Linked DNA regions of Homo sapiens: region 1 is linked to region 2. The links are chromatin loops, found by intact Hi-C in ENCODE. Cell type or tissue: transverse colon. All regions are shown on one strand. Links, peaks and the distances in the headings refer to the core of each region. The heading gives the core; the rest is flanking DNA. Region 1 overlaps PER2 (period circadian regulator 2). Region 2 overlaps ILKAP (ILK associated serine/threonine phosphatase).

What was found. Hi-C counts contacts between places; a loop is a spot of excess contacts. Peaks named below come from ENCODE experiments on the same cell type or tissue, not always from the same donor. Only the 100,000 strongest peaks of a DNase experiment are listed, where the experiment ranks them.
Region 1: it touches region 2 in a loop (2.5-fold over the local background); 10 of 110 quality-filtered maps call a loop at or near these places.

Annotation. Positions count from the first base shown.
Region 1 is chr2:238,262,550-238,265,455 of GRCh38, forward strand. PER2 (period circadian regulator 2) reads right to left here. Exons shown (of 23, transcript NM_022817.3): 10 at 403-509. Among named protein-coding and RNA genes, the nearest start is that of HES6, 24 kb to the left of the region's middle. RefSeq lists an enhancer at 1,234-1,734. In transverse colon, for the core only: a CTCF peak has its summit at 1,127 (motif pointing left); a DNase peak (open chromatin) is centred at 1,092; H3K27ac peaks cover 2,472 bases.
Region 2 is chr2:238,193,692-238,196,597 of GRCh38, forward strand. It overlaps ILKAP (ILK associated serine/threonine phosphatase), which reads right to left. Exons shown (of 12, transcript NM_030768.3): 2 at 1,114-1,179; 3 at 584-640. Among named protein-coding and RNA genes, the nearest start is that of ILKAP, 8.6 kb to the right of the region's middle. In transverse colon, for the core only: no CTCF peak of the experiment used is centred there; no DNase peak of the experiment used is centred there.

The DNA.
Region 1 (2,906 bases), core at 26-2,525, 69 kb after region 2:
GTTTCACCTCTGCTAGTGTCACTTGCATCTATGAGGGCTGGGCTTGGTGAGGACATGCACTGTGCACTCCCCTGGCCTGGTGAGAACCTTCCTAGCCACAGATGAACTGGTCTCCCCTCCTCCCATGCGCCACTGAAGCCAACAGTAAACATAAGATGCTACGGACTCAGGCCACGGACTGAGAAACAACTGGCCACAAAGGAACTCACATGAGTTTACCCCTCTCTCTCGACTCCACTGGGCACTGCAGTGCCAGGAGGGAGGCGGCGAGGCGGGCGTCTACCACCTGCTTGTCCTTAGCTGATCTGACCTGTCAGAGCTAGACTGGTCCCAAGAAGCAGCCCCAAGGACACAGGAACTTCCGCCAAACACTTCAGGATGTACCATGAAAAGGGGACCTACTCTTTTTGTGGATGGCCAGCATCAAGGGCCTGTCACTAGGGTGGAGCTGCACGAGCACTGGGGTTTCAATCAGGTCCTGAGGTAGGTAGCCCAGGAGAGGGACCGCCCTGGAAGGCAAGCAGACACACGCTAGGATTGGCATCCAAACAGATGAGGAGATTGTCACTAAGAACCATCTTATTCCCTGGAAAGAGAAGATACACTCCAAACCCCACCCCCTCCCCCACCCCCGGAGATCAAAAGTTGGACTAACAGAACCAGCTAGACTTTTAATCAATAGCAAACGAAGGTTCACTGTCCAGGACGCTGAAGGAGGCTCCCTCTGCTGGGGCCTGAGTGCTTCAGCTCTGCGTTTCACCTCCCAAGAGATAAGTCATGATCATGCTTTTGTTTTCTTCCTTCCAGCATCTTTTTCTTTTTCAGTGTCATTCATTAGTTTGGCCACATGTGACCTGGCATGGATTTTTGCTTAACAAGTTTTGCCTGGGCCTCGGAAAACCCTTTGTATGTGCTTCTTTTCCAGCCTGGTCTCGTGTGACTTTGGCCTCAGCATCCAGTTGGTTTACTGTGGCTTCTTTGGAGTCTCGGTGGCTGGCTGGGCCTCTGCCCTTTGAGCTCATGCCTCCTCCCAGAGCTGTGGCTTTGCTCCATTGCAGGACGGAGCTGAACTTCAGCAGCACCTTCTGCTTCTGTTTGTGTCCAGCGCCCTCTGCCGGCTCCACCGACCATTTCTTCTCCCGATCTGCCTCTTAACACTTGTTGCATCCAAACCAATGTTTCCTCAAACTCTGCTGCTTGTGTAGAAGGATTTTCCCTGTGAATCTTTAGACCATGGTGCAGAACTTTCTCAAGGGCCTGGCGTTATTCTTTGATTTCCTCCTTCTTGTCTGAGGCTCTCTCTTCAGGCCTCATGTTTTCCTTTGGACAGGATATACAGAATGTTCCTGGCATCCGTCCCATCAAGGCCTTGCTGAAGGAGGAAGAAGAGGAAGGAAGAGGAGAGGAGTGGGGGAACAGGAAGGAAAAAGAGGGGGAGGAGGAAGAGGAGGGAGCAGAAAGGGGGTGGAGGGTGAAAAGAAGGAGGGGAGGAGGAGGGGGAGCCCTGGCTGTCCTTGGGCTTTGTGAGCCAGGCCACACACAAGGCTTCATCAAGGAGAGCTTGCAGGCTGTGGCCCATCATGCCAGGTGAACCTGTCTGCCAACCTCCCTGCACAGGGCTGAGCTGGACACCAAGTTGGCATGGGAGTGGGTTAGAGACAGTTCTCAGATCTCTGAAGGAAGAAAAGTCTCCAGAGGCTGCTTTACATATACGGCCCCAGGCCCTGCCCTCCAAGATCCTGGTTCCACAGGGCAGGGTGGTGTCCAGAAGCCTGCATCTGCAAACTGGCTCTGCCCCAGGCAGCCCCGCGGACACACCTGAGCCACCTGGAGCTGGAAGTGACGGATCCCTTTTTACCCATAGAGCCTCCCCAGGAAGCTGTGTGGCCCTGACTCCAAGGATGGGGGCCTGTGTCCCTGGGCCAAGAGTAGAGGAGGGAGAGGTCTTGATCCTCCAGCTTCTAGGTGACCTGGTTCATTTTAGGAACCCAGCACACTGGTGCTTCTTGGTCCACTTCCTGTGGTATCTTCTGAGGTCACTTTTCGGTGACTACTGCCAGTGGCCCACACATTTTTTTTCTTTCTATTTTTTTGAGACAGGGTCTTTTGCTGTGACCTAGGCTGGAGTGCAGTGGTGCAATCATAGCTCACCGTAGCCTTGAACTCCTAGGCTCAGTGATCCCCCTGCCTCAGCCTCTGAGTAGCTGGGACTACAGGTGCACACCACCACACCCAGCTAATTTTTATTTTATTTTGCAGAGACAGGGTCTTGCTACGTTTTGAACTCCTGGTTTCAAACAGGCTGGTTTCAGACTCCTGGCCTCAAGTGATGCTCCTATCTCAGCTTCTCAGAGTGCTAGGATTATAAGTGTGAGCCACTGCACCTAGCCGGCCCAAGTGTTTTTGGAGTCTTCATGCATTTGTGGAGGAGCTGGGAGAAGATGCATGGTGGGGGCAGAAGCCACTCAGAACATGGGTGCTCCCAAATCTCACTGGGACTGTTCGCACCTGCTACAGCACCCTGAGGGGGAGACCCAGAGAGAGGGACCCAAGTGGGGCTCTGAGGCATGGAGAAAATCCTGTCCCCTGGAGAAGCCTCTAGCACACAGGCTGGAAGATAGACTTCTGCTGGGATCCAGCCAATGGCATCTCCGGCTTCCACCCTGACACTGGTCCCAGGCAACAGCGCCTCTGTCTGGACCATTATCCACTCCGAATGGGTTTATATGGGAGAATTAAGACAGGCTCAATTAGATCAACAGCTCTCCAGAAAGCCTCAATTACACCATGTGCATATCTTAGGAAGTTTTCAGTGTAATTCCATAATTATTTCATTGCCTGTATATAATTACATGTTTTTGTCCATTATCATGTAATTATAAAACCAAGATGCAGTCTTGGCTTTG
Region 2 (2,906 bases), core at 110-2,609:
ACCTGCATACGAAATGGGATTACCTGCATTCCCCACTGCCCCCACACCATCTATCTCCCAACCTCTCCTAACCCTCACCTTCCCCAACCAGAGGAGCTCTACCTAAGAAGTTCTCATGAGACAGAATCATACCTTTGCCGCAATGGCAACAGGAATCTGCTCTATTCTTCCCTTCTACTTAATTAGGACATGAAAAGGAACATTTTCAGGAGGAGGTAGAGCCAATGCTACTAGCCTCGATACATTTGAGTCAAGCACTCTGTTTAACAAGGCAAATCGGAATAATGAACTCTGAATTTTTAAAAAATGTTAATAACAAAGTTAAGAGTAAATTAGTGAACTCTTAATTCTTAAAGGCAGTTCCAACAATCTGAACCTCAAGAAGTTAATATCACCAGAAAGTGATACAGTATTATCTTTGTGCTTCCAATTAATGTGCCTGTTTATAGTTTTAGTAAACCTTATGCTGTATTATGACTTAATGTCATCCAAAATCCCGTTAAAACCTATACATAAATTTCACATAAGAGTAAAATACTATGTATTATTTCCATCAGCACCTTGGATTTTTCCTACCACTTACCTGAATCGCCACTGCTAGCGGGTGGGAGATCATCAAAAAGCAAAGGTCCCCCTGATCCTGAAACACAGCAGAACACTTAGTGAGCCCACAAAAAATATGTAAGACTTAAGTTTCAGAATCCATCCCACCAGGACACCTATGTAGGTTACTGAAATAAACTCAAAACTTTGCGTCAATCCAGTGGCAACTCATACTGCAATGAATAATATCTTGAACCTATTTTAAAGTCCTATTATTTCAAAGGAAATAAAAATCTGCCTTAAAAAGTTAAATTGTACTTCAGGTAGTAAAATAAATACTCAAATGAACCAGAGAAAACTGCTCCACATTTCCTCGCAGTACTTCTCAGGGCTAGCGACTAGCAGATTTTTCTGCCTTACCTGATGCCATGGATTCAAAACTTAAAGACAGTCCAACACCTAAAACATCTGTGTGTTGAAAATGGGGGAAAGGGAAAAAGATTGAGACAACTACAATCCCAGGATGAGTAGAGACGTTGACACACACCTGGGAGAGCCTGAAGACTGTACCTGAGTCAGTACTGCTGGCCGGAGGGAGGTCATCAAAGAGCAGGGGTCCTTTCTGAGCTTCTTTCCCTAAAACACAGAAAACCTGTTTAGAGAGCATATGGTCATCACCCAGGACAGATTTTCAAAGAGGAAGATCATGTGGTCTCCCCTGCTTTGACACAAGTTTGCTATTAGATTCTAATTTTCTCCTTCCTGTTGGGCAAATTTTTAAAACATATTTTCTTAACAGCTTTTTTAATATGGACATCTGTTTCCAACAGTTACAGTCAACATAAAAGCAATGATTGATGCCCTAACAGGCATCTTCAGGGCCACTGAATATTTTGAGGAAAACAAGTATTTTCTTGATAATTTCATTATTGAAAGCATGAAACATTTAAAAGTCTTTCTTTAAAATAGAATCCTGGGAAGAAAAAAACTGATTCTAGACCAGGAAAACAATACTTGAGACTTCCTGATAGACGTTCAGAAATTTGGGGTGGGGTGGAGGAGGGGCCTTCAAAGACCTACAGGTTTATAAAAATCCTATTTCGGTAACATTCTGCAAGGGAAGAAAATCTGTTGGAACCTGGTGTCCCTAGCCCCAGCACAGTGTCTGATTCAATAAATAGCTATGGAGAAAATAAAGGAGTTTCAGGTAACCAAAGACAGATAGCCTCAGGAGAAAGTCACGAAACTCTTTTAACAAAAAATGTGAAGATTTACACTCCAAAAGTATGTCTTAAATGTTTTATGCCCAATTATCTTTTTCCACATAAAATTTAACGACCATTCCTTATTTTCCAGCTTTTTCCTGAAATTCTGTTTAAGCTATTAGATATCTGAACTGGCACACAAGAATCCAAGTTGAAAGTATACACGTTCACCTCCTGCAAAGTTCAACACACCAACCAAACACACCAGCTCTATCCCACCTCTTGCTCCTCAGAGTTCAAGTATAAAAACGTGCTCATTTACGCCAGGCGCAGTGGCTCATGCCTATAAACCCAGCACTTCGGTAGGCTGAGGTGGGAGGATTGCTTGAGTCCCGGAGTTCGAGACCAGCCTGGACAACATGGCAAAAAAATGTCTATGAAAAAAATACAAAAATTAGCCAGGTGTGGTGGCAGGCGCCTGTAGTCCAAGCTACTCAGTAGGCTGAGGTGGGAGGATCACCTGAGCCCAGGGAGGCCAAGGCTTCAGTGAGCCATGATTGGGCCACTGCACTCCAGCCTAGGCAACACAGTGAGACTCTGTCACAAAAAAAAAAAAAAAAAAAGTACTCACTTAAAAACCAATTCACTTTTTTTTTTTTTTTTTTTTTTTTTGAGACTGAGTCTCACTCTGTTGCCCAGGCTGGAGTGCAGTAATGTGATCTTCGCTCACTGCCTCCACCTCCCGGGTTCAAGCTATTCTCCTGCCCCAGCCTCCTGAGTAGGTGAGATCACAGGCGCACACCACCATGCCCAAATAATTTTTGTATTTTTAGTAGAGACATGGTCTCACCATATTGACCAGGCTAGTCTTGAACTCCTGACCTCAAGTGTTCTGCCTGCCTCAGCCTCCCAAAGCGCTGGGATTACAGGGGTGAGCCACCATGTCTGGTCTAATTTTTGTATTTTTAGTAGAGACGGGGTTTCACCATGTTGGCCAGGTTGGTCTCAAACTCCTGGCCTCAAGTGGTCCACCCGCCTCAGCCTCCCAAAGTGCTGGGATTACAGGTATGAGCTATTGTGCCAGGCCAAACACCAATTCAACTAAACAAATAAATTTATATCCCCCAAGAGGGTCATCCCTATCATCTTTTTGCCTCC